4 separate regions of the Mus musculus genome follow, and regions 1, 2 and 3 are each linked to region 4. A link is a loop called in an ENCODE intact Hi-C map of the cell type or tissue named here. Cell type or tissue: left cerebral cortex. All regions are shown on one strand. Links, peaks and the distances in the headings refer to the core of each region. The heading gives the core; the rest is flanking DNA.

Evidence for each region. A loop is a pair of places that touch in the nucleus more often than their neighbours do. Peaks named below come from ENCODE experiments on the same cell type or tissue, not always from the same donor. Only the 100,000 strongest peaks of a DNase experiment are listed, where the experiment ranks them.
Region 1: a loop joins it to region 4, with 4 times the contacts of the local background. A loop is called at or near these places in 5 of 42 quality-filtered maps.
Region 2: a loop joins it to region 4, with 4 times the contacts of the local background. A loop is called at or near these places in 9 of 42 quality-filtered maps.
Region 3: it touches region 4 in a loop (10-fold over the local background); 9 of 42 quality-filtered maps call a loop at or near these places.

The regions. Positions count from the first base shown.
Region 1 is chrX:167,228,655-167,236,753 of GRCm38, forward strand. No RefSeq gene overlaps it. Among named protein-coding and RNA genes, the nearest start is that of Tmsb4x, 23 kb to the left of the region's middle. In left cerebral cortex, for the core only: a CTCF peak has its summit at 4,977 (motif pointing left); DNase peaks (open chromatin) are centred at 2,693, 3,192, 3,511 and 4,966.
Region 2 is chrX:166,506,962-166,515,060 of GRCm38, forward strand. Tceanc (transcription elongation factor A (SII) N-terminal and central domain containing) reads right to left here and starts at 3,517. Exons shown (of 5, transcript NM_001007577.2): 1 at 3,332-3,517; 2 at 1,945-2,045; 3 at 748-785. In left cerebral cortex, for the core only: a CTCF peak has its summit at 3,486 (motif pointing left); DNase peaks (open chromatin) are centred at 2,873, 3,586 and 5,298; H3K4me3 peaks cover 1,437 bases; H3K27ac peaks cover 1,480 bases.
Region 3 is chrX:166,648,427-166,656,525 of GRCm38, forward strand. No RefSeq gene overlaps it. Among named protein-coding and RNA genes, the nearest start is that of Gm1720, 9.5 kb to the right of the region's middle. In left cerebral cortex, for the core only: a CTCF peak has its summit at 4,196 (motif pointing left); a DNase peak (open chromatin) is centred at 4,173.
Region 4 is chrX:166,436,554-166,444,652 of GRCm38, forward strand. It overlaps Ofd1 (OFD1, centriole and centriolar satellite protein), which reads right to left and starts at 4,151. Exons shown (of 23, transcript NM_177429.3): 1 at 3,727-4,151; 2 at 3,476-3,574. The coding sequence starts at 3,741. Trappc2 (trafficking protein particle complex 2) reads left to right here and starts at 4,202. Exons shown (of 5, transcript NM_025432.4): 1 at 4,202-4,286. In left cerebral cortex, for the core only: no CTCF peak of the experiment used is centred there; DNase peaks (open chromatin) are centred at 3,640 and 4,191; H3K4me3 peaks cover 2,145 bases; H3K27ac peaks cover 1,284 bases.

The DNA of each region.
Region 1 (8,099 bases), core at 2,133-7,132, 790 kb after region 4:
AGCTGTGTTTGTGATGTTCTTCACCCCTGTCTCCTATCTGGTTTGAGAGACATATCTTGGAGCTGTTTGCAAAGTTTATTTTCTCTCTGATTTTGTTTCTCTTAATTTCACTGTGTGTTTGCACCAGCATTTTCCATTGTTATTGTTATTATGTGACATAATTATATGTAAGGAACAGAGGCAGAGAGCTGACTATTTCTCTGAAAATCAAAAGGGGATATTTGGGGGGAAAACCAAATTGAGAAATGGCTGAGTTTATGGCCACTAACATCTGTTCTTCTAAGGAACTTTAATTGGTGTTGTGTATGATGTGTTTGTATGCATGTATTGTTTTGTTTTGTTCTGTTTTTTTGTGGGTTTTGTTTTATTTTGTTTTGTTGGTTTGTTTGTATGTTTTTCTTTTGTTTGTTTTCTTCCCAAAGACTTTTTACTTCCTGGAGATTGGAACTGCCATTGCTGTGTAAAAGACATAGCCTGTACATCATCTGTGATACCAGAGACAGGCTTAATGTCCTCCCAAACACAAATGCAAGCCAGCAGTATCCATGATAAATGTTCTTTCCTCCCTGACCCGCTATAATTCGGAGAGTGGCCAAGGTCATTTTCATGTCATTTTCCTGCCAACCTCGACTCCTGAAAGGCTTTTTAATAACTGACTCCAAAGAGCCTTTGCTCTAACTAGTTCTGCTCTACACTGCCCCCTAGCGCTACATCCATGACCTGTGCCTAGGCCACTCCCTGCTTCTGAACTTGCCAGCCCTTCTTGCCCCCAGAAGCATGACAAAGAAGAACTTCTGGTGCTACTGGTTGCACCCAGTCCTATCTGCCAGCATTTCTACTTCCTCCAAGTAAGCAACACTTCAGCCAGGCGGGTTTAGAGTTCCTTCCTCCTAATTCCTCCACATAGTTCCATTTCCGCATTGTTCTTTAGTCCAGGGGTGCATAACCCTACTTTCAACTTCCCAAATGTTTCCCAAGCAGCCATATGTCATGAGTATTAATGTCATGAGTAGAAATCTGGAGCCAGACGTCTGGGTAGATGTGCTCATTCTGCCCAGGAATGGTTTCCTAAGTGTGCCGCCACACAGTGGCTTAGAGCTCAAGCTTAGGCTCTAGGTTTGGTATAACATTGAGCTGACACTATGTTGATATTCTTTAAAAAAAAACTGATACTATGTATTAGCTTAATATTTTTCAGGAAATTCAATATATGTAAAATTCATGTTAAATTCACAGCTCATACCATATAAGGAATAAACTCCAGCATAGAACAACAAGGAAGAGGAGGCAGAAAGAATGTAAGAGCCAGAGGGCAGGGAGGAGTGCCTCAAAACACTTCCCTCCGGGAGTGACAGGGTGAGTCATTCATGAGCTCACAGCAGCTGTGCTTACCTGCATGGGGCCTGCACAAGAGCAGGCCAGACAACATTCTACTGTAGATAGGGTCCATGAGCTCTAGGCCCTACTTCTTAGTGGCAGTGGATAGCTGCTGGAGGAGGGAGATTCATTCATTTTAAGGATGTGGCCACATGAAGCTTTCCCATACTGTAGTGGATGACCCAGACCCATACATGTGGGCATCACTAACTGATCTTGGAAAGTTATTTTAAAAATTATGGAAGTAGGAAGATCAATTGAGGAGAATAAGGGGGAATTTGGAGGGGGAAATGGGCCTAAATGTGATATTTCACTATACACATATATAGCATTTTTAAGAATAAAGGAAATGTAGAAATTCATTGCAGACATAAACATAAAATCACAAAAGTTGTAGAAATGAACAGAAGAGAAAATGATTCTGTTTTTCGTGGGAAGAATTAGAATAATGTTCTTGTTTTTGACACAGGGTTGCTCTATTTAGTCAAGATTAGCCTGGAACTGCTGATCTCCCTGACAGCCCCCCCCCCAAATACTGGGATTACAGGCATATAACACGCCATCTTGCTAGCGAGTATTTCTTAAATGTGCCACTGAAGTCATACCCCATAAAAGAAAGCATTGACAAGTTCAATTTTGAAACCAATTGCTTCTGCTCCGAAAAAAAAAAAAATGGTAAGAAAATGTAAAGATATGGAGTAAAGAATATAAGTGTGTATTGAGAATTTACCCAAAATGTGTTCAAGAGAATGAAAGTATACAACCCTCACTGGGCACAGTGCTGTATGCCTGTATGTTTAGCATTTATGACACTGAGGCAGTTAGGAGTATTATGTGTCCAAGGATAGCTTGGGCTACATAAAGAGATACTCTCAAGAACAATAATGTAGGTCAAGTAATAAAGACAAATAAAAAATTGAAAAGATAATTTACAAAACAACTTCCAAAAGCTGTATTTTTGGTACACAGCAAAGCTGCAAAGAAGCTTAGGTACCGTTCGACACACACACAAAAATGAAGCTGCGGCTGCCATTTTGAAATTCTGGGGTTGCAGGGGGAGGGGCACTGCCAGAGCAGGACTAGTCACATTGGAAGTGGTTACTAAATAAAACCTACTATCACCCCTGTTTTGTTGTTTTGCTGTATTCGACAGGGTGTCCATGTATAATCCAGGCAACATTCAGCCTCCCAATTGGGAGAATTTAGAGGTATAAGCCACCAGGCCTGGCGTGTCACCCTAGCAGCAGGAAGCAGAAACTCAGTGAGTTGATTGTGCCCTACAGCTGTCACATGACAGACACAGAGCAACGCGACTCACTTTCACTTCCCGTGAGAATGAATGTGAACTGTCCCAGTGGCCCTGCCCCTTCTTAGCAGCACGTGGGAACAACTGGTGGCCACGTATTCTGTGGCAGGACTAAAAAGCCTGCTCGAACACCTATTGTTTCTTTTCCCTATGTCTTAGAAGTAAGCTGAGCACAGGTTTTGTCACATTAGATAAATGAGAAAAGTAAGGAAGTAAGCAACTTGTCTAAAGGCCAGATCCAGGTAGGAGCTTTACAGAAACAAAGATGCCTGCAGCACCGTCCATGTCTCTTTGCATTCCGACATCCACTTCTCCCTTCCTGCAGAAAAATGCTAACAAACGCATAGCTGGTCTCTGTGGGGAGGGCTGCTTCCGCCAGACAGTCTTGCTTTTCCCTGCAGATCCCAGGATGCCTTGCAGGAAGGGCTGCAGTAGCCCCCTACCCTCCCCAAAAGAAATGATTTCGTGTTCTTCTGCTTTAAGAGGTCGGCACTGGAGGCCCTGCCTCACTGTTGCTAATGTCAGCTTCCAGTCACCCCTTCATTTATTCCATAAGCATACATTCCAAATCTAGTAATTTTGCTGTGAGCTTGAGAAGGAGGAAGTGCGAAGGTGGAGAGAGATGAAAAAAAAAAAAAAAGACCTACAAAGGTATTCATTTTATCCGTAGGGATTATGGAAAAGACTGAAAAGTGTTCAGAGAGTCGCAATCACAGAAGTGCTGAAAGCCAGGTATGGGAGCCAAGGAAGGCAGCAAAAGCCGAGCTTGGGCAAGAAAGAGACTGTCCTCTCACGAGGGGGCACGTGCGCTGAGAAAATTGGCAAGCACTGCAAAGGGCTTCTCCCCACCCCACAAGTCAGTCACTGTCACTTCTCAGCGCACCTCAGGTTTAGCCCTCCTTTAAGAAAAGCCTCAGGAATGTTTTTTCTTCCTTGATAGTAGAGGTGAACAAAGTGAAGCTTTGAGGCGGTGACGAGCTCTGTAAATAAGCTCACCCAGCTTTTGAGCGGGGCGGCCAGGCCATGTTGTCAGCTCAGTGTATTGGCAACTAGCTTTGGGCTCCTTCTCCCACACCCTCACAGTCATGCCCGACTCTTCCACCTCTAAGGGCTACAGTTAGTCTAACTACCCAAGAGAACTGTTGGACTTAACAGCAAGTTCAACTACAGCCGCCACATTATTAGTAGTGGAGGGGCAATGGCGCTGTCATTGTGGCCAGAGGCTCACCTGGGTCACTGCTGAGCTAAATGGAGCGTGAAGTCCAGGCAGAGCATGAAGAACCACGGATTCTCCACCTGCAGCTGTAGAGGGTTAAAGAGCTTGGATGTAAACAAATGGCCAGGTCCTACAAAAGTACCACCACCACGGACTTCCTCTTAGATGACCTGCAGATATTTAAAGACAAGCCAGACACAAGTGCTTCTTTCAGAAAGGGACAAAGCAAATAATCAAGTTGACCTTTTGGGAACAGTGTTAATTGTGGCAGTTTAGGAGGAGGCAGAAATCAACTTTGTATAGTAATAGGCCTTCTATTCTTCTACCCTTGCCTCATTAAGGTTTGCATATTATTTTAAATGTGCCCGAGGTGTAAAGAGTCTAAAGTGGTTAAAGGGTGAGGTGATTTAATGAACCCAGGAACCAATCCAGAAGGCCTGGAACCACTCTGGGCCTTTTAAGAACTCCATCCATCCCAGGGGGAGAACTAATATCAAGTGAGTGACTTAAAGCTCCACAAAGCCTGGCTTGGCTTAGGGACTGAGTTTCATGGAGCCCAGGTGAGAGTCATTCCTGTACCGTGAATTCACCTAACCCTTGCTCTGCACTTCCATTTCTTAGGCACTCTAGGTGTGCTGGAGCAAAGCAGTGTGCTGTATCCAGATACCTTGGGGGCCCTGGCTTCACAGTGAGGCCCCAGGGTTCCAGGTGGGTGTTGCAGAGAACAAAGGTTCCCCACACTAAGAAAACCAGTTCTCCCAGCCTCCCAGCCGCAGCAAGTGACATCACTGGGAGCCAATAGAAAATTTGCACTGGAGTTTACTTGTTAAGGTCTGAATTGGATCCACGTAGACGGCTTATCTGACTGTGTAGGGCGAGGTTCCCGAACACTACCCTGTTTAGGAGTGCTCTCTGATACAGTGGGAATGTGGCTTTTAACCTTTTTTTTTTTTTTTTCCTGGCAGATTTCAGGCAGGTGAGGGGCCAGGTTTCAAAATCAACAATGAAGATACCACACCCTGAACGCCTGGCTAGCCCAAAGCTAGAGCACTAGGCGGACCTTTACTGCCATCTGCTGGCAGTCCTTGGTATCGATTCATAAGAGTGGCTAGGTTCCTCTGAAAAACAAAGCCTGACTAAGTTAGGCTCCTTATTTTACCTTAGTCTCCGTAGACAAATTGAGCTCCTTCAACTATATCAAAATGAGGTAGCCATGAGAGAAAGACACTCCTGATCTGATCTGATGGCAGTGTACCTTGTCTTTGGTCTTTTTGTTTGACTCAGGATGGCCTTTTTACCTTACTCTGACGATGACCTTGAGCTCTTGATCCTCCTGCCTCTACCTCCACCCCTTGCTGCCAAGTGCTGGTATGATTGGTCTGTGCCACATCTAGTTTATGTGTAGGGATGGGACATGGGTCTTTGTGCATTCTAGGCAGGCCTCTACCGACTGAGCTAGGACCTTTTATTTTTATAAAGCCCCATCATCCATGGGAAAATATAGGTATGTGGTAAATTTGAGGATGCCCTTGACTGAGTCCTGAGTCTGAGATGTTGATCACCTCACACTTTTCACTGCAGATGTGATCTTTACAAAGGCTTTCATGATGCTTCTAGGATTCTCAGTTCACGTGTGGGTGACCGTTTCTTTGAGCACAAATGGGATCCCCTGACTGGGTGTGAATACAGCATTCACCAAGGTCAATCCAAAGTAGTAGAAATTGCATCTCCAGAAGCATTCACTTCTCAGCACCAGCAACTTTCTCCTTTTCTCCCCTAGGCAAAGCAGTTGCTTTGGTGGAGGCACATAGCCCCTTAATTTTGCAAGTTTTAAGGCTAAAGCCAGCCACTCTCAAATCATAGCCGTCGGACCCATACTTCCACACTAAGAATTTAGTATATGTTTTCCTTCTATGTAATGTATATAAGCTGCAAAAGGGAGGGCCCTACTGGCCTGCAGCAGCAAGACTCAAATGCTGTGGAAAATCCCAAAATGTATAGGACAGATCCTTCTAATCCCTAATAAAGAGTAATGTCATCCAAGATCTTAGCAGTGCCACAGTGAGAAAATCTCACTTTCTAACACCCCAAAACCACCATGCCAGTGCTTATGACCCTGAACTTGTCTACTTCTACAACTGAGGCTTCCCTATGGCCTCTACATCCATGTGCACACATGTACACACATATGTGCAACTGTGCATTCATGTCTATGCACACTTATGTACTTGGTGCCTACAGAGGGCATCGGATCCACTGGAACTGGAGTCACAGATGGCTGCAAGCTGCCATCTGCATGCAAGGAATGGAACCCTGGTCATCTTCAAGAGCAGCAAATACTCTTAATCACTGAGCCACTCTCTAGCCCCTTTTATTTATACTTACTAGACAGTTAATGATGGCCATCTCCATCTACAGGTAGACACGTGTACACGTGACTATTGGTATATACATATGCATATTTAATGTTGTTTTCCAATGTAAATAATATCTCCAGAGTAGCCAACTTTGGTTGGATAAGCTTTGCTGTTTTGAAGGTAGAAATTCTTTCAAGATCAGAAAGTAATTGTTTCAATTATACCCACGGGATTTAATGCCTTTGAAAGTACAATATTCCCTATTAAGTCACCAGACATTTCCTTCAGTCGCAGCAGAGGATAACCTAGTCCATGGAGGGACTATTTTCAGTTGTGTCAAGTACTGAGCTTCTCTTGTCTATGACTAACGATGTTACTGAAGGAGACATTATCCTCTTCCCCCGATATCAAAGAAGAATCTATCATGGTTACTTTTTCTTTGTTCTTGACTTCGGCAGTATGATCCGTCTTGTTGTCAACTGTCTCTTTGGAATAATGTCACCTCTGGAAAACTAGCACATTCTGATCAAGAAGAAGACCAACGGTATATGAACAGCTCAAGAAATATGGTTTGAGGGTCCCCCCCCCCGTCTTAAAAACATAAGAATCTGTGGCAGAATAGTGACTGTCACCATACACTTGGGAACACTTTCAAGGGCTTACCAGGCTAGGAGGATCTCCATCAGGCCTTTAAATCTGCATTTTGGAAGAGAAACCCTTAGTTTCAGTACACACATTACAAGCAAAAAAATTATAATCCACAGACAAATGTTTAGGAAAGCTGTATAATCCAGCTCTGTTGGGAGGGGGTGTCACAGTGCATATTAGAGCTATTTGACAAGCAAATACTTCCCAAGTGTGTTGCCCTGAAGAAGAGTTTTCTTTTTCACACACGTATTCTACATATGAATGAGAATATGGAGTACTTGTCAGGCTTCTGCCCTATTATTCTCTATTGCTTTCCCCACTCTCCTTTCTTCACACCTGTCTCCTCAGTGAAAATGCATACATTCCACTAGTAAGAGAAAATACAGTATATTTGTCTTTCTGAATTTGGCTTACTTTCCTTCACATGATGATCTCTATTCACTTTCTCATAAATAAAATTACTTCGTTGTTTTGGAGAGGATAACTCTATTGTGTACATGGACCTCCTTTCCTTGTTCACTCCTCTGTTGATGGACTTATAGTCTGATGGCACATTTTGCCTGTTGTGTGTGAGGAGCGGGTGTGGCAGCAGTCCCAAGATGGCGCCCGGGACTGCAGCTAAGTCTTATGACTTACACCTGACTTCCTCATACACCTGAATATAAGCCACGACCATCGTGAGAGCTGCGCAGGTGCACCATGATGCTGGCAGTTTAAACAAGTCCATATTTGGTGGAGACATGCCCCTGCCGCCCTGATTGGCTGAAGCTGCGTGCCTGGTGAGGTGACGTGGCCTGCTGTGAGTGGATGAAGACTGAGAGTATATAAGAGTGAGAGGCCTGGGGTTGGAGAGAGATAGATGAGGAAAAGATGAAGAGAGAGAGATGAAGACTGAAGTTTGCTGAATAAACTGCTGTTAGAAGGACTGGTGGTCGTGTCGTTCTTGCTGGTCGAGAGAGGACGCGACAGTTGTGGACAGTGCAGCAATAAACATGGATATCTGAGTAGCTTTGTGATATGCTCACTTAAATTCCTTTGAGCATATAACCTGGAATGGTATATGTGGATTGTATAGGGATAGGTGATTTCTTTGCTGTGAAATGAGTCAATTCAAGCTAGATTTGAATATATTAAAGACTGGTTTATTGCAAAGCTACTGTAGGGTGACTGATTTCAGTGCCCCAAGGAAGGAGGC
Region 2 (8,099 bases), core at 1,217-6,216, 70 kb after region 4:
CAATGGAGGAGCTAGAGAAAGTACCCAAGGAGCTGAAGGGGTCTGCAACCCTATATTTGGAACAACAATATGAACTAACCAGTGCCCCCAGAGCTCGTATCTCTAGCTGCATATGTAGCAGAAGATGGCCTAGTTGGCTAACATTGGGAAGAGAGGCCCCTTGGCATTGCAAACTTTATACAGGGGAACACCAGGGCCAAGAAGCAGGAGTGGGTGGGTAGGGGAGCAGGGTGAAGGGAGAGTATAGGGAACTTTCGGGATAGCATTTGAAATATATATAAAGAAAATATCTAATAAAAAAGAAAATTAAAAAAAGGTGACTCTGCCATCCTGGATTAATATGTGAATCAAAAGAGATAGTTTAATGAATCACTCAGTCTTTATAAGTGGCTGACAATTATGTGAATTTATAATAAAAATATTTTAAAAATTGCCAGGGGCTGGCAAACTGGCTCAGTGGGTAAAGGCTCTTGCCCTCCAAGCCTGACACCATGAGATCAGTCCCTAGAAGGTACTAGAGTAAGAGAACTGACAAGTTCTCCTCTGACTTCGACATGTGCATTCACACACCACAAATATATTAACTGTAACTTAAAAATGAATAAATCTTTCTAAGTATACTGACACATATATCCTAGCACTCTGGAGGCTAAGGCAGGATGTTTGTCAAGTCTAGACAACATGAGCTTTATAGTGAGACTTTGTCTTAAAAAAAAAAACATTAAAAAAGATTTAATATCTACATACCAGCTATTTTTCCAGGACAGGAGGCCAGCAAATACTTTCTGTAAAAGGACAGATAGGAAATACTTTAGACTTCTGGTGCAGGGACTATTTAACTCTATTACTTTTGCAGCAGAACAAACAGATAGCAAATACTGAATGGGGCTGGAGTGATGGTTAAGCAGTTGTGTACTGCTATCTTAGAGGAGCCAGGTTCAGTTTCCAGCACCTACACTGTGGGGCACTGGGCTATGCACAGACAGCCTGGTTTCCAGTTGAGGCTAGATGTTGAACCCCGGGACCCAGTGGTGGTAATTCCCACCTACATGGGATGGAAGGCGTTCCCTCGTGTCTCCTGGACCCTGGCTCCTGTCGAAGTTACTTTCCCCTCAACCCCCACAGGAGAAGCATGGCTAGTAGTCATGTAGACAATGTCCCAAGCTTCTGACCTTCAGGCTAAACTCCTCCCAGTTACCTAGCAATAGTAAAGATTACAGCAAACCATAAGAGGAGCTGTTTGGCTCCACCTCGCTCTCTTCCTCTTACTCCCCTTACTCTTCTCTCCTCTCCTCTCACTCTCTTACTCTTATTCTCTAGCCTTTCTTTTCTCTTTCCCCCTGCCTTTCTACAATAAAGCTCTAAAACCATAGACTGTCTCTGCTCATCAAGGCCCCCTACACTTACTCTCACCTGTGTGGGAACCTCTCTTCCTTCAGCCCTTACCTCTCTTCCTTCAGCCCTTGCTCCCATAACGCCGGGGCAACAGGGTGTTGTCCTGGGGGCCCTGGTTTCAGGGGCTGCCCCTTGTCCACCCCACCCCACCCCCTGTCAAGTGGGGTCAGTGGCTTAAATGCCCACCCGGGCTGAGTGGAAAGCTTCTGGCAGCCTTACGGCGTCTGCCTGCCCAGAGCATAGGAGGAACGCTGGCCGGGCTTGGGCTATCCTCCCTCCTGCCTCCTTCCCCTACATCCCCTTTAGTTCCCACCCTATACTGGGTAGTTCACAAGTGCTTATAACCCAGCTTTAGGAAAACCTGATGCCTTTGGCCTCCTGTAGGACTGGCACTCACATGCATATACCCACACATCTATATACAATTAAACCTAATAAGGCAGGCTGGAACTGGGAAGATGGCTCAGGTGGTAAACTGCTTGCTGTGCAATGAGGACCTGAGTCTTGATCCCCAGCATCTACATAAAAAGCCAGGCTTATGGTGCACACCTGTAATTCCAGCAACGGGAAGGGAGAGACAGGTCAGTCTTTGGAGTTCACTGGCCAGGCAGTCTAGCTGAACTGGTGAGCTTCAGGTTCAGTGTCAGACCCTGTCTCAAAAAAGGGAGGGGGGAGGACAGTAATTAAGGAAGACATCTAAGTTGATTAGCACAAATTATTTTTTAAAGTGTGTGTGTTGAGGGAGGGGGTCTGAAGATGAGGCTCAGTTCGTGGAGCACTTACCTAACATGCACAGGGCACTGAGTTTGCACCCTCCTCAAGCCCACCCCCCTCTATGCACACCTCATAAAGCCAGTGTGGTCAGAAAGAGGCCAGCCAGGGCTACAAGAGACTGTATTTCAAAAGAGAATGTGGGCAGTCTGTGTTTGGCCACAGGGTACTGTTTGAAAGCACCCTTTGTAGAGCAATGCTATCTCATATAAAGATTTCAAGCCACAAAGATATTTTTTAAATGTGTGATAGTATGTTAAAATTTGTTGGAATTAATTCTAGTTTTACTTAGCTAAAATATTTTTCCTTTAAAATGCAGTGGCAGAGTTCATACCCAGGGCCTTAGGCAGATTAAAGTATGTGCTCTACTACTGAGCTACACCTAAGCTTCGCCCCAATACTGTCCTTTCAAAATCTGATAAAAGGGTATTTTAATTCCTTTTTGTGTTAATTCTCAAAAACAAAAGTCTGCTGTGCTTTACACTCGAACACACTCCAATCCAGATCAGACACATTTCATGGCAGTTGTAGTTCATATATGAGTGTACATTTTACCATTTACCAGTGTGTGTATGAGTATGTATATGTGTGTGTGTGTACAATGTGTGTGCACATACAAAACCTTTTATAGTGACAGCAAGAGTCGGCCCTACCATGTGTTGCCTGAATGCATGCAGACGCCTGGGAATATGCAATTATAGGAAGGGCATACACACATCTGCACTAAAATCGTCCAAACGTGAAGAAAAAGCACAGGAAAGTTACTGTGAAATTTTCCAGAGGCTTAGGGAACAGACCAGCAGTCTTTAAATCTCTCTCAACATCCAGGAGGGGAAAAAAAGAGAAATTTTCTAGCTCCAGGCTAAACTTATCGGTCAAGCTTCAAGGCCCTGGCTCAGAAGGGAATGGACGGGCCATGGGGGGCTGGGGGGCTAGGACACGAGACGCTGGCGGGGCGTTGTTTTTAGGCAGCCACGTTAGGATCCCGGGGGAAGGGACAGGGAGAGGAACCGGCCCGCCCAGAGAGATTCCTGTGGGTGGGGTTGACTACTAAACAAAGCCTGCAGAAATCCACCCCGGGGGACGGCCCTGAGGCCGTACAGCCATGGCGGCGCGCCTTCCGGCCCGCTCCAATGACAGCACCTAAAGGGAGGAGGAAATCAACCTTCGAGCAGCCTGGGCACGGGGAGCACCAGAGCGCCCCTGCGAGCCGGGATTGCCTTCCACTGGACCCGGGAGTTAGCCCTTCCGCGGGGGCCGAGGTAACGGAAATGGCGGAACGCCGCCATCGGAGATGCTCGGTCACTGCCCTAGCGGCCGCAGCACCGCCCGCCCAGAAGCGCAGGCGCCGCCCTCCAGTGGGCGGTGCCGCCTCCTCCTGGAGGGAACTTCCGTTTCTTGGGGCCGGACGACAGAGCCTGCACCAGTCCTAAGGTTCCGGCGAGCCAACGTGGGCGTGGGATTGGACGCTAAGGTGCTTTGGACTTGGCGCCTGCGCAGAGCGGCCGCGGGCCTCGCAGAGTGGTCCCTTGAGAGAGGAGCTAAGGCCCGAAGTGAAACTAACCCGGCTGCTGCGTTTCAGTGGCAACGTTTGTTGATGCGCTTACTCTTTTTAGTTTCCGTCAAACCAGTAAAACAGATGGGACAAAAATAAAAACAGGCTGGCTGTGGTGATGGACCCCAGTAGGCAAAGGCTGAAGACTAAAGTACAGAGACCGGAGGATCCCGAGTTCGAGGACAGCCTGGGGCAAAACTAAACAGGCTGGACCCGGTACTCGCCTTCCTAAATAAATAAAAATAAACAAATGTAAAACCCTCCATAAGAACAATCAAATAAAATATAAATGGCTAACAGTGATGGTCTGTAATAATAAATGGTTGGGTTTTTTTTTTTAAATCAATATAAAAATGGCTAAACCTGGTGGCATATAATACTAGCGCTCCAGAGGCAGAGATGGGAGAAGGTCCATAAGTTTCTGACCAGCTAGGGTTACATAGTAAGACTCTCTCAACTAACAAACCAGGCAGCAAAAAGGCAAGCCATAATTACTGTCATGCCTAACAGTAATTAGTCCAACAAGCATATAACATGCATCACAAGAATGAAAGGAAGTAGTAACCATTCAGTAATTAGTTACAAGAAACCTGAGTGTATGTGTGAACATGGTCTGCCTTCAAGGATTAAAACCACAGTGATAATTGAACTAGAAAATGTGGCAGACTCCTTTGACCTCCAATGCCAAAACAATTCAGGAAAAGATTTAAGGAAGCAACCCCTCAGTGTTGTGTACTGGATCTGTTCATAGCAGGGATACAGCAGGGTGATCTGGTCATGAATGTAAGAGATTTTACCTCAGCAGAGGGAGGACAAGGAACTCACACTGATCAGGATAAGGGATGCCTGATTATTTTTCTGTTTTGAACGGTTAGTATTAGGGTATGATTACAAAGCAATCTTGGTTTGGGTTTGGTTTGGTTTAAACACAAGATTCTCACACTGTAGTCTAGCCTGGTCTACAACTATGTAGTCCAGGCTGTCCTCAAACTAGGATAATCTTCTTGCTCTCCAAGTGCTGATACTATGGGTGTGTATCACTAGGCCCAGTCTAGAAGTTTTTGGTTTTTTTTTGTTTTTTTTTTTTTTTGTTTTTTGCTATGGTTTATCACTCTGAAAGTAACACCATTTGGTGTTGAAGTTCTCGGAAATAATTGATTTACAAAACTGCAAGGTCTTGCTTGTCAACTTGACACACCTGGAAAGAAGGAGTCTCAATTGAAAAATTGTACACATCTGTGTGGCATTTTTCTCTATTTCTAATTAATGTAGGCGGGCTCAGCCCTCTGTGGGAAGGCCATATTATCCTTAGTACTTAGGCCTGGGCTGTATACAAAAGGGTAGTTGATGTGTACTTGGGAGCAAGGCAGTAAGTAGCATTCCTCCATGGTTCCTGCTTCCAGTTCCTGCCCTGAGTTCCTTCAATTATGGACTGTAGCCTGTCAGATGAAATAAATCCTTTCCTCCCTGAGTTGTATTTGACCACTGTGTTTATCCCAGCAACAGAAACCAAGCTAGGCTCTAACCCAATGGGATTTTGGCTGCAGATCTGACAGTAGGGGTGTAGGTGTAAGTGGGTGGTACAGAGTGGAGAACTGGAGCAGATGCTGAGCGAGATTGTGTAGTGAGAATGAGAAGCTCTGAGTAAATGATAAGTATCAGGACTCTGCTACAGCTGGCCTCTGAAGATGTGCGCACACAAGGCCTAGAAGAGCCCGGCTTGAATTACAAAGAATCTTTGCTTAGTACAAAAAAAAAAAAAAAAAAAAAACCCGATAATTTTTGATAGCTTACTTTTAGTAGAATTCATTTGAGCAAAGACTGATATTTGTGAATTAGGCAGTGCTGCCCAGGACCAGAGAAGAAAAACCGAGAGCATTCTCAAGGCAATATTGGTCGCATGGAAAGAAAGCACAATCACGAAGAAATGGCTTGGCTAGATGCTGCTCCAAATGGGGCTCTGGGTACACAGTCTGCTCACTTGGAATACTGTGATTGGCTAAGACTTAGCTGTTATGCTTGCCCATTGGAGTTGCACTTTCTTTACATCCAAGATTAGGCTGCAGTTCACTGTGTAGGAACTCCAAGTATACTGGCAGTCAGTAGTCTCCTATTTAATGTCATATGCCTTAGTGGTCTCTCTCTCTCTCTCTCTCTCTCTCTTTCTTTCTTTCTTTCTTTCTTTCTTTCTTTCTTTCTTCCTGGTCCTCTGTTACTTTTAGGTTCATTTTCTGAGTTACTCTGGCCACCTTCAGGAATATGCAAATACCAATATACAGCACTCAGCTGAGTGGAGAGTGCTCACTTAGGGTGCGCTAGGCCTTGAGTTCAGTCCTGACCCCCTGGGAGCATAGGGGAGCATGGTGGGGGGGGTAAATGAAGGGCTTTGAAACATCATTGTCCTTAAGCAGTCACCTAGCGGGACTAAATCCTTGGTGAGATTTGTAATGCACAATTCTTGAAATATATAATATTTTTCACAAGGGATTGAAGAGCTGGCTCAGTGTTAAGGGCACTTGTTTCTCTTTCCGAGGATCTGGGCTTTGACTCTCAGCACCCATAGGGTGGCTCACAACTGTGTGAAACTCAGGGATTGATGTCCCCTTCTACCCTCTGTTGGCCATAGGCATGTCCATGGTATACATCCATGTATACATGCAGGCAAGATACTCATATACATAAAATAAAAATAAATAAACAAAAATACGTAAAATAAATAAACAAAAAAGTCTATAAAAGCAAATAACTGTACCCGGATGAAGGTGTAGCTGAGCTCTAGACTGTTTGTGCGAGCATGAAATATGCCCTAGGTTCAATCCTCAGCGGTGCATCAATACCCCAAACCGAACAGTCCTACCAAAACTATTAAACATTTCCCGGAATGAATTAGTCTAAATAGTAAAAGCTATTTGAAAAGCTGCCTACCCTACTGTACAGAGGAGAATTAGAAAAAAAAAAAGAAAAACATTAGTCAAAATTCTGAAAAAAAAAAAAAAAACCAGATATGACCCAGACACCAGAGGGTGTGAAGGAAGAAAGAAATCTAAAAACTCTAAAACACAGTGTATCACCTAAGAGGCAAGTTAGAGTTACCCGTGTAGACCTGCCTTCGTCGCTGCACTGGGCATCTACAGCTATTTTTGTTTAGATAAGATTTAAAACCCAGTTCCTCAGTTACACTGCCTCAATGCCAAGTTATCAGCTACTGTGGAAAATGGGTACTGTAGTATATGGCACAGGTAGACAACATGTCAGTTACTGCAGCAAGCTCTGTGGAACTGTCCTGGCTCAGCACATCTGGAATGACTCCATAACTGAACTGGAAATACACACCAGGAAAACTGCTGAGAATTTTATTGGTTGGGGCAATGTTCCACTGACTGTCAATTAAAGTACTGAGTTCTATGATGAGTTAAACATAGGCTTTGGGTCTTGTCTCGGGTGCTCTTATTTGAAGATTTGTTTACTTTCCTAGTTGATGTGTCTCAGTGTTTTGCCTGACTGATCATCTGTATATCGCGTGAGTACCTGGTTGTAGTCTCCCCTCCCCCAGCCTGAAACCTGCTTGCTCAGGGGTGGAGCTTGCCGGCTCTATCGTTCTGCCACGCCCACTGCTAGAACCTGCCACTTTGCTGTTCGGAGCCGTGCACGTGGTCACCCTGCTATTGGACCCCAAGACTAATTGGCGGGAATCGGGCCCCCTTCCCCTGCTTTATAACTGCGTGCAGAACAGTAAAATTGAGCTTTGATCAGAATGCCTGTCTTAGCTGCATTTCTTTCTCTCGCCACCTAGCCCCTCTTCTCTTCCAGGTTTCCAAAATGCCTTTCCAGGCTAAAACCCAGGCTGTGATCTGCTGGCCAGACACAACACCTGGTACCCCACAAGAGAGCATCAGATAGATGCTCTAAAGCGGGAGTTACAGATGGCTGGGGATTGAAACTGGATCCCGTGCAAAAGCAGCAAGTGCTCTGAAGCAGTGAGCCACCTCTCCAGCCCTGGGCTCTTTGTTTTCAAAGGCACCTTTCAGCTGTTTCAGTACTCCGAGATCAAGTGCTCTTGGATCAATGTCATTTAGTGCAGTGCAAACTACTTTTCAATCCTAATTAGGTCTCTGAGTAGCAACATGGATTTCCTGAGCTCAGCTAGACAGCCCCTTTCCTGTAAATTCCCAAGAAACCGAAGGCAAAAATCCTTCCAAGGGCCTCTCCAGGGGCTTACTTAGGAAAAAGCTGCAGATGTTGTCCATGGAATGAAGTCAGAGCAATTGCATCTCTTCTGGGGTTCTAAGGTGCTGACTGACATTCATTTCCTCTTAAACATCAGGACCAGACTTTGGGTTTAGCTGGGGATGTTCATAAAGCTCAGAGAATATAATGG
Region 3 (8,099 bases), core at 1,365-6,364, 210 kb after region 4:
TCTATTCAGGAATTTTTTCCCTGTGCCCATATCCTCAAGACTTTTCCCCACTTTCTCCTCTATAAGTTTCACTGTCTCTGGTTTTATGTGGAGTTCTTTTATCCACTTAGATTTGACCTTAGTACAAGGAGATAGGAATGGATCAATTCACATTCTTTTACATGATAACTGCCAGTTGTGCCAGCACCATTTGTTGAAAATGCTGTCTTTTTTCCACTGGATGATTTTAGCTCCCTTGTCAAAGATCAAGTGACCGTAGGTGTGTGGGTTCATTTCTGGGTCTTCAATTCTATTCCATTTGTCTACTTGTCTGTTGCTATACCAGTACCATGCAGTTTTTATCACAATTGCTCTGTAGTACAGCTTTAGGTCAGGCAGGTGATTCCACCAGAGGTTCTTTTATCCTTGAGAAGAGTTTTTGCTATCCTAGGTTTTTTGTTATTCCAGATGAATTTGCAGATTGCCCTTTCTAATTCGTTGAAGAATTGAGTTGGAATTTTGATGGGGATTGCATTGAATCTGTAGATTGCTTTTGGCAAGATAGCCATTTTTACTATATTGATCCTGCCCATCCATGAGAATGGGAGATCTTTCCATCTTCTGAGATCTTCTTTAATTTCTTTCTTCAGAGACTTGAAGTTTTTATCATATAGATCTTTCACTTCCTTAGTTAGAGTCGCACCAAGATATTTTATATTATTTGTGACTATTGAGAAGGGTGTTGTTTCCCTAATTTCTCTCTCAGCCTGTTTATTCTTTGTGTAGAGAAAGGCCATTGACTTGTTTGAGTTAATTTTATATCCAGCTACTTCACTGAAGCTGTTTATCAGGTTTAGGAGTTCTCTGGTAGAATTTTTAGGGTCATTTATATATACTATCATATCATCTGCAAAAGTAATATTTTGACTTCTTCCTTTCCAATTTGTATCCCCTTGATCTCCTTTTGTTGTCGAATTGCTCTGGCTAGGATTTCAAGTACAATGTTGAATAGGTAGGAAGAAAGTGGACAGCCTTGTCTAGTCCCTGATTTTAGTGGGATTGCTTCCAGCTTCTCACCATTTACTTTGATGTTGGCTACTGGTTTGCTGTAGATTGCTTTTATCATGTTTAGGTATGGGCCTTGAATTCCTGATCTTTCCAACACTTTTATCATGAATGGGTGTTGGATTTTGTCAAATGCTTTCTCCGCATCTAAGGAGATGATCATATGTTTTTTGTCTTTGAGTTTGCTTATATAATGGATTACGTTGATGGAGTTCCATATATTAAACCATCCCTGCATCCCTGGAATAAAACCTACTTGGTCAGGATGGATGATTGTTTTGATGTGTTCTTGGATTCGGTTAGGGAGAATTTTATTGAGTATTTTTGCATCGATATTCATAAGGGAAATTGGTCTGAAGTTCTCTATGTTTGTTGCATCTTTCTGTGGTTTAGGTATCAGAGTAATTGTGGCTTCATAGAATGAATTCTGCTTCTATTTTGTGGAATAGTTTGTGAAGAACTGAAATTAGATCTTCTTTGAAGGTCTGATAGAACTCTGCACTAAATCCATCTGGTCCTGGGCTTTTTTTTGGTTGGGAGCCTATTAATGACTGCTTCTATTTCTTTAGGGGATATAGGACTGTTTAGGTCATTAACCTGATCCTGATTTAACTTTGGTACCTGGTATGTGGTGATTTCTTAAGATCAGCTTTAGTGGAATGATTAGAAGAGGATCCTTAACTCCGCTTGCAGAGTAAAGGGGAAATGAAGAGGTGGTGATGGGCTGTAGCTTATGGATCAAGGGAGAGCATTTGGAGTGGGAGACTTGAAGAGATGGATAGACCAAAGAACATGACAGTTGGGAGGAAGCAGATAAAAATAGATAATCCTGAAAGATCCCAGAGAGGAAAGCAGTTAGGATCAGAACCGAGTCTGATCCTAGAACCATGTGTTAGAGTTTTACTTCTGGGAACAGACACCATGACCAGTGCAAGTCTTATAAAGGACAACATTCAATTGGGACTGGCTTAGAAGTTCAGAGGTGCAGTCCATTATCATCAAGGCAGGAACATGGCAGTGTCCAGACAGGCATGGTGCAAGAGCTGCTCAGCGTTCTACATCTTCATCTGAAAGCTGCTAGCAAAATACTGGCTTCTAGGCAGCTAGAACGAGGGTCTTAAATTCTACAATCTACAGTGACACACTTCTTCCAACAAGCTCATACCCACTCCAACAGAGCCACACCTTCTAATAGTGCTACTTCCTGGGCCAAACATATACAAGCCATCACAGATAAGAACCCAAGTTTGATCCTAGGAAACGGTCTATCACTTTCCAGTTTGCCATTTCATCTCACTGCAAATACAATTGGTGGAATAATCTTCAGTGGGTACAAAGTGCAATGCCAGATCATGGATCTGGATTTGGAACTTCATAGGAAGCATTTGGTAGGACAGTGGTGCAAGAGAGTTGCAATATATTAAGAAAATATTCAATGCTAGCCACGTAAATTCCACTCGGTAGAGGAATCAAGCATGGCTTGCTAGACTGCAGGAAAACAAAAGGCTCTCCATAAGCATGCAGTAGATGTGTTCTAATGATGTGGCAAGGATAGGGGCTTATTCTGGGGTACGATGAGATGTAAACATCTCCATAATACAACTATAAGGTAAGTTAGATCTAGAGTGTGGTTGGGGTAACCATACCCCAAGTTGAAGGCATTGTGCAGCTTTTTTTTTTTTAATTTTTTTTCCCAGACAGGGTTTCTCTGTATAGCCCTGGCTATCCTGGAACTCAGTCTGTAGACCAGGCTGGCCTCGAACTTAGAAATCCGCCTGCCTCTGCCTCCCAAGTGCTGGGATTAAAGACGTGCGCCACCACCGCCCACCTTGTGGGGCTTTTTAAAGATTTCCCCCAACTCTACTCTGTGAGAATACAAATGGATACCTACAGTCTGTAGTTTTTTTCTTTCATTTGCTTCTATCTTTTATTGAGACATTACTGTTGTGCTGCCAGCATCCTTTTGGAAGCACAATTAATTAGTTTGGCTTTAACAAAACAACAGGATAAATTAAGTGCCCATTTCTCATACACCTTGTATATCTTGTCTAAGGTCAGAAATTTCTCAGGCTATCGTCTTGGGGATAGTTGGATCATGATGGATTCATCAAGACCACTTTCTGTAATGAAGTCCAGGTGTTAGCATTGTTTTTAAATGCACTACTGCTTTTCGATGGATTGACTTAATGCACCCCTGATCTGGCAGCGTCAGACTAATGAATTCCTGTGAAAGCTGAAAGAATGCTTTCTAATCTTTTACTATACAAAGTAACTCACTAAGGAAAGACTCTGAAGGCCACTTGAACGTCTTCCTATGATAAATTGTTACTTTAGTACTGGTGACGCTTTCATATTGGAAAGACAGGTCCTATTATCTAGAAATGGAGTTTGATCTCAGCAAGTGACAGGCTTCTTAGCAAGCTATTCATCTTTGCTTCATCACAGACTGTTCTAGCAGGGGTGATATGAACAGGGCAGGGACAATATGTTCAATCAGGGCCTTCCAGCAAATTAGGAAACACATCTGAGGGAAGCCGCAGACCTGGTTTGTCTTTTCCAGGAGTCTTGGCATGAAAGGCATAGACTCTGCTTGATTTCTGACCTTTGCCATTTCATTCAGAATCAATTCAAACCCTTCCATTATGAGCTAGATTAATATTTACTCTGCCCTGTGATAACCACTACTTCAGGACAGTGTTAAAATGATGTATCAATGGGGTGGGATGGCTCAGTAGATAGAGCTGCTAAGCTCAATGACCTGAGTTCGATCCCGGAGCAGATATGGTGGAAAGTAAGAATTGATTCCTGGAAGGTGTCTTTGGCTTCCACAAGCCCTCCATGGCACCTGCAAGGCCACCCAAGTAAACAATATAAAAATAAAAATGTAAAATGACGTGTCAATTTATTTTAAGAAGTAGCACTTACTTATCGTTGCTTTTTTAAATCTGAGTTTCTATCATGCTACAGCTAGTGTTTACTACGCAGTCACCTAGTTCGACTTGGTGGTAGTTTCATTGGGATGGCCTTAGAAGACAGAAATGTTATATAATAAAAATGCTTACATCCTGAACCTTCTCAAGGGCTCAAAACTCCCAAATCCTGTGCAGCCCTGCTTAAAATGTTCCTCCTGCCATGGGGTGAGAGTGACATCTACTGGACCAAATGCAGACTGCTTTATTTTGGAAAGTGCTAGAAAGAACACTCACTCTTTTCTTAAAGATTAAGTTCTTTCTGCTTTTGCTATTGTTATTTATGTTAAAAAAATATGTTCTCCTTGTTTATGTGGAGCCACTAGGCAGGCTTGGGCAAGGGTGTTGGACCCTAATTTGGTTTCTCCAGAGGAGACATTTGCAAGAGAGGGCTGAAGGGAAACTCTGGAACTCTGTTGGACACAGATGAAGAATTGCAAGAGGGAAGCTCCGAACGTCTGGCCAAGTGCAAGGGGCTTCTGAGTATGAGGCCTCTTGGGACTATACGTCTGCCCTCCATGACAGCAGATTCTGGAAGTCAGGGCTTTGGAAAGAGTCAGTCTCTGAAGGGAGAGCATGGAGTGGGTGACTTAATGACATTGTAGCCTATAAATGGCCTCAGTGACACTCTTCGCTCTCAGGGGAGAGGAACTGAGAGGAAAATGACCTAGACGTCCTGGGCTATATGTTGCAGAGTTGGTGGAGTGCCTGGCTATCATGTGTGAAGCCCTGGGTGAACCCCAGTGCCACAGAAAGCAGGTGTGGTACACAGGTGTGATCCCAGCATCTGGGAAATAGAGGCCGGAGAATCCGAAGTGCAGGGTCCTCCTTATATGTATAGGGAGTTCCAGGCCAGCCTGGGGACACAACAGACTTTGTTTCAAAAAAGTGGACTACAAATTAAAGGGAGGTCTGAGCTACACCTCAAGGACCACTCAGGCACTTCTCATATTTCTTATGTTCTCATTGGTAACATCTTGGTGATTAGGCAGAATTTGATGGAAATTAGGTGAGACAGGCTACCCGAAGATCTTTTAGATATCATGTCCTAGAGGAGGGCCCTGTCTGGCCACATTCCTAGTCTCTTCTTGTCCATAATCTTCATTGGATCATCAGATTTCCATGGTCATTGAATGTGGAAAGAGAAAGCAGCAGTGTAGAAGAAGCTATCCTTGTCTTCATAGAGAGGGTGGCAGTGTTTCCTCCAACCTGGTGGTTACTCCGTGTCAGGCACAAGCTCTCAAGCTCAGTGTGAAACTCTAAGTATGTGTGCCAATTCAAGGACTTCTTCCATAGCACTGGAATGTGGGTGTGTGGTCATAGTCCTTTCAAAGTTTGACATCTCTTCCTTCATTTTGTATCTGACTCTTTATATTTAGGCTTACAACCCGGTTCCACTCTTCCTGGAAGCATGTTAATTTAAGGAATATACACTTAAATATTCTTCCCTATTCAAAGCTAAAGACACCAAAACAGCATCTTCTTCCAGACCCCTGGAGGGACACCTAAAGTTTTTAGTCATTTAATCCTATACCTTCCAGGGACAATGGGGCAGTGGAGGATTGTGGGCATATTGTCCCATAATGATATTCTCTTTCTTTAACCAAAAACAACAGTCACATGGGACCTCTTGTAGCATCATGGGTCTGACGTGTACCCTGTGAATCAAATGGAGATTGAAGGGACTCTGGCCAGCTGGTGGCAGGCATGGCTCTGGCAGCCCTTGGTCTTCTCTCTTATTCCCCCTGCCTTGCTAAAAACCATTAGATTATATTCCTAAAGCTAGTCACCAAGGCCTATTCCCTTATTTATCCACTTCTTCCTCCTGAGGCTAACTACCAAGGTCCAACTATCAAAGTATTGAAGCCCACCAATCAAAAGCCCCCTTTGGCTCATATAATTAACATGCCCAATCAAAATTAAATACCTCATCCTAATTTGGGGCTTACCATTTTACCTTTATAAATGATCATTTTCCGATGAGCCATGTTTCCTTTCTATCCAGAGGCAGTCCTTTGTTCTCTGGGACAAATATCCTTTCCCCGACTGCCTTGTTCCCTTCCCCTTCTCCCTTGTCCTTGTTTCTTATTTCCTGTCTTCTGTCCCCTTGAGGCAGACAATTCTTCTTTGTGCTGACAATTTGGTTTTGGGGTCGTGGGCCAAGGCAAATCTCTTACAGAGATTGTCCTGGGAACAGTGGCAATTTCTGTGGGCACCCGGGCAGGACAGCTTCGCTGATGCAGATAAGAAAGACCTTGTGTTACCAGAGCTGAGACAATGTTTCAGTTACTTTTGTCATCGCTGTGACCAAATGCCCAACCAGAGCAACTTAAGGGAGGACGGATTTATTTTAGGTTACAGTTTGAGGGTATAGCCCATCATGGTGGGAAAGGCATGGGGGTGAGTGGCTTTTGGCTGTGGTGGCTTAGGCATGAGACTGCTTGCTCATACCTAGATAGATCAGGAAGCAGGGAAAGGATAGCAGATAGGATCAGATGATACATCTCAAGGCCTGCAGTCCAAAGACCCACTTCCTTCAGGTAGGCTCTACCTCCCAAAGGTTCCTCACCCCCTCTCCTCGCTCAAACAGTACCATTAACTAGGGACCAAACATTTAAACACATGATCTTATGGGAGGGACATTTTGTATCTAAACCATAACAATAATCAACCAGACTACAGTTTGACCAAGACTCTATCTGACTGGGCATTATCTCTTGCCTCCCTTCTCCAAGGACATGGAGTTCCTGTCAGTATTACCAAAGGCATCTGAAATGCTTTATCTGCTTTGTCTTTCCAACCTGGTTGTAGTCATTCAATTCCTTTCCTAGCTGGGCGTGGTGGCGCACGCCTTTAATCCCAGCACTTGGGAGGCAGAGGCAGGTGGATTTCTGAGTTCGAGGCCAGCCTGGTCTACAGAGTGAGTTCCAGGACAGCCAGGGCTACACAGAGAATCCCTGTCTCGAACCTCCCCCCCCCAAAAAAAATTCCTTTCCTAATGTGATGACTAATCTTTACTGACAATTTGCTTGGGTTTAGAATTACCAGCACAACACACCTCCAGCTGAGTCTATGAGGTTGTTCCAGAAAAGCTTGCGACGTTCCTCCCTGGACTATGGGTGGTACTAGCCCATGGACTGGTGGCTCAGCTTGAACAAAACAGAGAAAGTCAACTGAGCACCAGGCTTTATCTCTCCTTCTTGAATGTAGAAATGATGTGGCCAACTGTCTCATGCTCCTGCCACCATGGTTTCTGTGCCACTGTGGACTGTATCCTCAAATGGCCCAACAAAATAAATTCCTGCCTTCTTGCTTCTTGGTCATAAGAACAAACAATAACTAATACATCCTCCTTTTACCATTATTTCCCTTCTCATTTTGGGGCTTAAGTGGTCTGGAGCTTATTTGTTCCTGACGTCAGCCTTTCTATGACCCATGACTCTGGTAACAGCTCAAAATCCTTTCCTGGATGTGGGCCCTGGGGTCAGTAGAAGCTGGAAGAAGGGCCCATTTGGAAATGAGCTACCTAGTGGAGAGGACAGAGGGGAGATCTGGTCTCTTGAGAGATACACACTTCTGATTGTCATCTTCAGCACCCCCCCTCCCATGTGTCCTTGACAGTTTCATCAACAAGTGTGCATGGTAAATGCCTGTACATTTGTGCAATGTTTATTTTGAAGAAAGATACGCTACTGCCTTTCTGTTGTCAATATTGAGGGTGCGTTTGTTTTCCTTTGCTTACAGTCAGGCATCCAGTGTGTTTTCCTGTAATATATCTTTTACTGTCAGCTTGTTCTCATGACATCTGGTGGCATCAAACATTTTGGGTGACAGAAATGACTTGCTGTGTTCTAATAGTTATGTGGCACTGTACTCAGTGGGTGTCTGGTGCCGCTCTGCTTCCACCCCTGGGACACGCAGATAAAGCTGTCTTTGTTGCATGTGTATGTGTGGGGCGTGTGGCTGTGTTCCTGTGTGTGTGTGTGTGTGTGTGTGTGTGTGTGTGTGTGAGTGTGTGTGTGCATGCCAGTGGAATTCAGAAACTGATGTTTTGTGTTTTCCTTTGTTGCTCTCCACCTTAAGTAT
Region 4 (8,099 bases), core at 1,399-6,398:
GTGCTTAACTTAGAAGCAAGTTGCTTGAGGCTCTGGATGAAACAAAATGTAGTAACTTATTTAATACAAGGAAGCACCGAAAGGGGTCTTTACTTTAGCTCTTTCTGCTATCCTTGAGTATGGGAGAATGCTGCTAAAACCTCTTTCCTAGAAAACAAAAACAGCATCTACCCTCCTGCTCCAGTCCCAAGGACATATGACGTATTGAAGTTCACTCTGGGAGCGACTGAGCTTATTAGGTTTGCTTACAGAGAAATGAGTGAGGTTTTATGTGTATCAGTGTAGATGCCCTTAAAGCAAGCAGCCACAACAAATGAATTCCGCACCCATTATGACGACTCCTTCCCCAATCTATATACTCTAGCCCCTGCCTGAGAATGGGGCCATGTACAATCAGAGCAGAACTGCAAACAACTATCAGGGAGGAGTGACTGGATACTCCAGAGGAGGTCCCATGATTCTACCCACCCAACAGTTAGGAAGGAATATCAACAGTCAACAAGCGTGGCTATGATGATCTTCTGTAAGCAGATCCAGCTCAATTCCTAAAGATGGTGGGAGTTTGGCATGGTATATATAAGCACCATGACAGAACATATATCTAAAACCCTCTACTTAAAAAGACATTTACACTGAACAAAATACACACACTCGGCATTATCTACCATTCACAACCTGACATAGTAAAGCAAAAAAGAAAGAAGGAAAAAAAAGGGAAAGTGCAGCATCTTCCACCAATCAAATTTAGAAGTAGCTTAATTAAATGCGTAATACACCGAGGAAATGGTCTATTCAGTCCTAGCTTAACCAATAGAAGAATTTACGATAACTTGCCTAAAGGAAAAAATTAGTGGTGGTGTGTGCTGAAAGGAAAATAAGAGCAAGAAAAACTAAAACGGCAATTATAAATGAACTGCTCTCTTGACAATCACAAAAAACAAAAAATACTTACTAGTAGAGACACAAAATTGACTTAGAGCTTCCCAACAGCCAATACACTAGGGAAATCTACTCAAAATTAAATTTTGCAGGCTGAAGAGAGAGCTCAGTCAGTAGTTTGCCTTACAAACAAAAAGACCTGAATTTGGTCCCCAGAACCCACATAAAGCCAGGCACAATGGTGAACAATTGTTATCCCAGAGCTGAGAAGGTAAAGACAGGAAGATCCCTGGGGCTCACAGTCCAGCTAGTCTACCTGAATTAGAAGAGAGCTCCAGGTTCAATGCGGAACCTGTCTCAAAACACTGAGGGAAAATGCAACTGAGGAAGGCACCTGACATCAACATCTGGCCTCCACACCATATATTAGAGAGCGCACTCCCCCTCCATATACATGACGCTCCTAAACAGTTTGGGGGCTAGTGATGTATCTCAGTTGGTAGAGTAGTTTTCCTTTCATGCATAAGACCTCAGGTTTGATCTCCAGCACCAAATAAACAGGTGATTCAAATAAAATGGGGAGTTTAAGGTAGCCCTTGGCTCTATACATAGTTCAAGGCCAGTCTGGGCTACAAAAACCCTGTCTCAAAAAAAAAAAAAAAAGTGGTTAAGAGTATCTGTTGCGTAATCATGAGGATTAGAGTTTAAATCCTAGGAGCTGTGCAATAAGCCAGCTGGGTGTCCTGCTAACACGAGGAATCAGACAGCCTGTTCAGGCCTCCATGCAAGTACAGGCACACAAACTACACAGGTGCACACACTCAGGCAGACATAAATAAAATCTTTTAAAAATATATAGCACGGAAGGACAGTTTTCACAAAGTTGGTGAAACTCAAAGCATGAGACAAAAATTTGCCAATCTTAACACACATCTCAGAAATGGTCTTAACTAGAGCAAAAAGAAAGAAACAGATGATTTGACAAGTTTCATTTTATCACTGAGTTGGATGTAGAAGATGCCTGTAATGCTAATCCTAGGAAGGTAGAGTCAGGACATCACCTAAGCTTGAGGCAGTAGAGTGAGACACTGTTTCAAAACCACAAAAGTTATGACAAGACCCACAAAGGGAACAAAAGTACCTAGACATAAATGACTTTGTAATTGACTATAAGTACAAATTCATTTCAAATAAAAGGAGAGTATAAATTAAGCACTAAATTCCATAAAATTTACATTATTAACTCACCTCTATCAGTCATTGAACTAAGAAAGTAAAAATTATCTAAATTTGAGAAAATGAAAACATGCCCTGCTTTTCCTCCAATTGGGCTAATGGACTGAATAAGCAGTCATGCTGAAACTGGGAACAAGACTTGCACAAAGGGCTTACAGATAATGATATCCATTGCTTAAGACCAAATCAAACTGAGACGTGAAGGATGAAACAAATATTCCCAAACTGCCTGTGAAATACACACCAACAATCCTTCCCTAGCCATATGGACACATTGCTAGAAACGCTCTTACCCCAAGACATAATGGCCCTGGCCTAACACCCCAGTACTCAGGAAGGAAGCAGAACCCTGCAAACTGGCCCAAGCATGCTCAGGCCTTTTTCCTCAGACAGGGGAGTTCTCTATACTAGGCAGAAAATGACAGGTACAACAAATAGATGAGGTGGAGACCTAGGTAGAAGCCTCAGTCAATAGGAGGCAGCGACCTCCATGACCTCTGACTGACCAGGAGGAATCTGCTGCCACTGAAAATAAGGATTTCAGGCAACCTGAGGAAACAGGAAAAGGATCCTCATATAATCTAAATTTTAAAATGATATACACGCCTAACAGCAGTTTGTAGTTATAATATATGATTTTTCTCTCTTCTGCCTTTCTGTATTTTCCGGACAAGTCTTAAATATTTGTATGTAGTAAAACAAGAGTGGGAAAAATTGGGCTCACCTTTCCTTAATTTCCAATTCTATATGTAAAATATAGTCTAAAAGGTATATTGTAAGGAAACACATTGAACTAACTCCATCCCTTGCTGCTACCCAAACTTAAGATGTTCTAATAAACAGTTGCTATTCATTTAAAATATCCACACTCTAAAATATCTTATGTGTACTTACTATTACTGACACAGGGTATCACTATGAAGTCTTGGCTGACCTGGAACTGGCTATTTGGCCCAGCTACCCTCACAAGAGATGTGCCTTCCTCTGCTTCCGAAGAACTGGGATAAAGGCGTGTGACAAGACACCTGGTACCATTCCACTATAGATTTTTTTCTAGGGAGTATCATGAAACAGACTGGGCTTCATTTTGTTGTTCTCAGACATGTAGACCACAGTACTCTGCTCACATTACCCTCTGCAGTCCGTTCCTCGCAAGTCCCCCTCCTGCTCACTACATAGACGTAGCATGATCAAAGCGAGACTGGGAACAAGATTTGTAACAGCAGCTTAGTTTTATGGCAATGTGTTCATTATACAGGTTATGTGCTACCTTAATGAATGAATTTAAATGTGGAGCCACCTGCGGTTAAAGGTTACACTTGTGGAAGTATAACGACACGATTGTGCCTAAATCTGATACCTGAAGTGTGTCCAGTACACCCCGATCCTTAAACGTCTGGTATAGCTTTTTGCGCAGTTCATCTTGACTCAACACATCAGACTTGTGGGGCATGTTGGACTGAAAAGAGAAAATGATGGGTTACCTAGTGTCAACGTGGACCTGAATTTCAGAAATCAGTGACCTCACCGGAAGCCCTAAGATGCTTAACGGACATCAAAACAAAGAGATGTCCAATCGGAAAAACCCTGGAAAGTGGCAGGTGGAACTACCTGAGCCATCCTCATCTGCTTTCCTCCCGAGCTCGCCCCTCCACGGTCGGACTCCTCGGCCCGGGCCGGGGCGCAGGAGGAGAGGGAGCCCTTGACCTCGGAATCCAGCTTGTCTCTGGGGACCTAGGGGAGCAAGAGAGCTAAACATTCAGCCCCTAACTCGTCAAGCAGCCGCGCTTCCTCCCACGGTATGGGAAGGGTGGGCGGGTCCGCGAGCCAGGAGGGACTCTGGACGGAATAAAGACGGAAACGACAAGCGAGGGCCCCGAAGCGGCCGCTCAGTCGGCAGTTTTCCCTGCTCCGTAGCTCATCCCTACACTGCCCGCCGCCCGCCGCCTGCTCCGCCCGCTCCGGCCGCTCGGCCCGCTCGGCCGGCTCAGCCTAACCGCCCAGGCTTTGGCCCTCCGTGACGCCTGCGCGCTCTTAGGCGAGCAGTCCCGGCCACGTCTCGCGAGAGCATAGCCTCAGATCTCGCGAGAGTGATTTTGGGACTCCCAGGCTGAGGCTCCCGAGCGCAGATTAAAGAGGCGGCCGGTTCTCATCTCGGCTCCTCCCTACAGGTGAGCTCTGGAGGGAAGCAGGCGGCGGGCGTTCCGGGTCCGCGGGGGCATCCAGGCCTCCCGTGATGCGAACAGTGGTCTTCTACCTCTACCCAGCCCTGACTCGGGACAGCACGCCCAGCCCCCCGGCGCCGAGTAATCCCCGTTCTCCTAGTTGGTATAGCCTCCGTGTCCCCTTGGAGGGGACCTCCGCGCACTGGGACGGAGGCTTGGCGTTCTCCAGGTCGCTAACGCAGTGCATCTTCATTGCAATGCCATTGCCCTTTGCAGCCGGTTTACTGTAGAAAGCGGTCTCGGGCATCGTAGGTTGACCGCATCCTTGGTCAGTTTCCATTAAATGCCAGTGGTACCCTACCTCGCCCTCCAGACTTTGACAGATGCTCTCAAAGAGGGCAAAAGCGCATCTCCTTGAGAAGCACGGAGCTTCATTTTATAGAAAAGCCCCACTAGTTTTGCTGATCTGTGGGGCAAGTTGAATTTACAGCTGTCAGGAGCAAGTTTCTGAAAGGTTCCTCCATAGAGAGATTTGCTATAAATATGGACGGCTTTGAACTGGGGTGCATGCGTTTTATCTTGTGTTTGCCTGTTAACTAAAATGTTTAACTTGTAAGGATTTCTAAATTCATCCTGCTCTTGCACTAGTAGTCTTCCACCATTGCACCATATGAATTTTTAGCTTCCTGGTAACTTCAGATGTCAGCCCTGGGCTTGGCCTTTACAGCAGTTTAGAATAAGCCTGTCAAGTCTAGAGTTAAAAAAAAATACTTGATCTTGTGTATGTACTGCACTCCCTCAAACCCATACCAGACATGAATAATTGATCATAGCCATTCGACCACACTGTTTCTCAGCACCAACTCCTGACAGCCATACCAGACATGAATAATTAATTGATCACAGCCTTTCACTGCTGACCACACAGTTTCTCAGCACCAGCTCCTGGCAGCCATACCAGCAAAGCAGATTTTGCTCATAAGGAACCACGAGCTATCCCTAGTCAAATCCCTTTCCTACTAGACATTATATTTCAAGAATATACTAAACACCCACCACAGAACACTTCATCCTCACTTAGCTTAAAACACCCTCGACTGGCTCCTTCAGTTGCTCTTATTTTGTTTTGTTTTCAGACCATTCATTGTCTAAGTCCCCACCCACCCCCCTGCTCCCAACATATTGTTTAAAGGTATCCATCATTTGAAATTATGATTTCCAGAACTAAGTATTTTCACAGGAGATGTAATGAGGATGACAGCAGCACTTTCCACACCTTGTTTGGGCACTGTCTTCACTCAGTTTTTGGTTGTTTTGTACTTTTAGATTTATTTTAGAGGTGTGTGTGTGTGTGTGTGTGTGTGTGTGTGTAATGAGTACAGGTACCCACAGAGTCCAGAAGAAGGCATTAGATCCCATAGAGCTGGAGTTACAAGCAATTGTGAGCTGCCTGATGTAGGAGCTGGGATTGAACTTGTGTCCTCTGCAAGAGCAGTATGTTCTCTTAACTGCTGCACAATCTTTTTGCCCCAGCGGTCTTAATCTTTATTCAGCCTAGAATTCTTTAGCTTTTCTTTCTTGACATGTCAGGCTGCTGCTGCCTCACTGAGCAATAAATCCAAACTTTTCGATTCTCATTTCTTTTTCTCTAGGGTTCTCTCCTTTTGTTGTACAGTTGGTTTGTTGTTACTGGTTTTAGTTTTTTGAGGCAGAGTCTCATACTGTGGCCTAGCTGGACCAACTCATAATTGTTCTCTTGTTTTAGCCTCCCTAGTGCTGGGTTTAAAGATGTGAACCACTGTAGCTGGCTTCTGCTGATTTTAAAACTCAAGTACAAGACTATATATATCTCAGTCTCTTATATCTTAATAATTTTATGCAACACTGGTAGACTTACAGGTCCCATGGTGTCTTTCCTGTTACCCCATTTTGAGGCAGGGTCTCCCTTTATATAGTCTTGGCTGTCCCTGGTCTTATATGCAAGCCATGCTGTCTGAACCTCACAAAGATCCATCTGCTTCCCCGTCACAAGTGCTGGAATCAAAGATGTATAGCAGCAGACCTAGCCCTGGAGATGATTTTTATTCCTCACTTTGGTCTGCTAGGAAACTCTTAATAGTTACCTTGTATTTGAATGTGATAAGTTGTCTTTAAGTTACTGAGTTAGTACCAGCCATGATAGCACAGACCTACAATCCACGCACTCAGGAGGCTAAAACAAGAGGATCATGAGATCAAAGCCAGCCTGGGCAACATAGCAAGACCATGTCTCAAAACAAAACATATACACATACACACACATGCACATACACTCCAGGAAAAGAAAAAACACTCAGATGTTTCTGGGTATTAATTTTAAGTCAGCTTTAGGTTGCCCCTTATTCAGCAAATAACGAGTGTTGGCTGGATCACTGGCACTGTCAGAACCCTGGGGATATTATACAGAACAGAACAGTGTGTCTATTATCTTTGGGGACTTCTTTCTGTCACCCAGGTTATAGGTCTCTAGTGTGCTCCTACATAGATACCAAAATACCCAGAAAATTTACTGTCCACCTACCACATTTCCTTTTCAGAGCAGAAAAGTGAAGTTTGATGTAGTTTGTTCTTAGTATAAGTAGAGAATTAAATGAATAATAACCTGGATGTGATGTTAGTCGTGGTTTCTTAACTTATACTGAATGAGCTACTGTACAGAAAACAAAAAAAGGTCCTGACATGCTATCTGACCAAAATCGGCCAGGTAACACCTACTTAGGTTGGTGTTTTAGTCTCGTGAATATACCCCGTCATAGATGAGAAGATATCCTTTTATCTGTTTCTGAAAATTGGAATAGCATTACCTGTCTCTTAGCATATAGAACCTTTCTGTGCCTATGATTTCTTTAATGTCACTTAACAGTAGATGGAGAGTTGTTGATCCAAGCTATATAATTGGCCAGGACCTGAAGACTTTTTTGAATTGAAATGCTTAGGAAGTTTTCTAATATCTAACATGCAGTCTTGAAATTTGCATCCTGCACCGCCTGCCTGCCCCGCTGCTGGGAAGTTATGCTTTGTATGTAACAGGGAGAATGGAAATTAAGCAGATTTGCATCTTTTGTTATTTCCGTGTATGTCCAGTGCTGGAAGCCCTTCTTTTCCTAATGGTCACAACCTAGAAGCATTGGCTTTTCTTCCATAGTTTGTACACTTAAGTTCTCCTTTAATTTTGCTCTTTTCGTGGAGCCTGGCTAGCTTTGAGCTTAGGACCTGCCTGCCCTAGCTTCCGTGGTGCTAGGATAGCATGTCTGCTTTAATCTGTGTATTTGGGGATCAGCTAATAAGCACCTATTTTATCCATAGGGACTGTAACATTTTCAAAAGTTGTAGAGATTAAGATGCTTAGTGGCTTCTATATTAGATAGTATGGTTATAGAGCATGCCTATCTTGGCAGAAAGTTTACTAGCGTGGACAACAAAAGTGTGGAGCACCTTTGCCCAGTGCCCAGCATGAGGTAAGCCTAAGAACAGCAGCTAAGTCTAAATGCTGCATACGTTCTCTTACATATGAGAGCTAGGTTGAAAAACATTTGCAAATAAAAGAAGAAGTGGGGACTGTTTGAGAGAGGTAAGGAGGGAGTAACAAGAAGGTGGTAAGGAAATGGAGATGACCAAAGTGGGTCTCAGTGACTGTGTGAAGTGCTTTCTGTTTGGATGGATGAAGATGGCCTGGGAAAGCCAGTGTTTATGCAGTAAGTAAGTACTAAGGGGAAAAAGCTCTGTCTCACGCCTAGTTGAGTAGCTTGTAAGAGAACCCTTTCCTATTCTATTTAATGG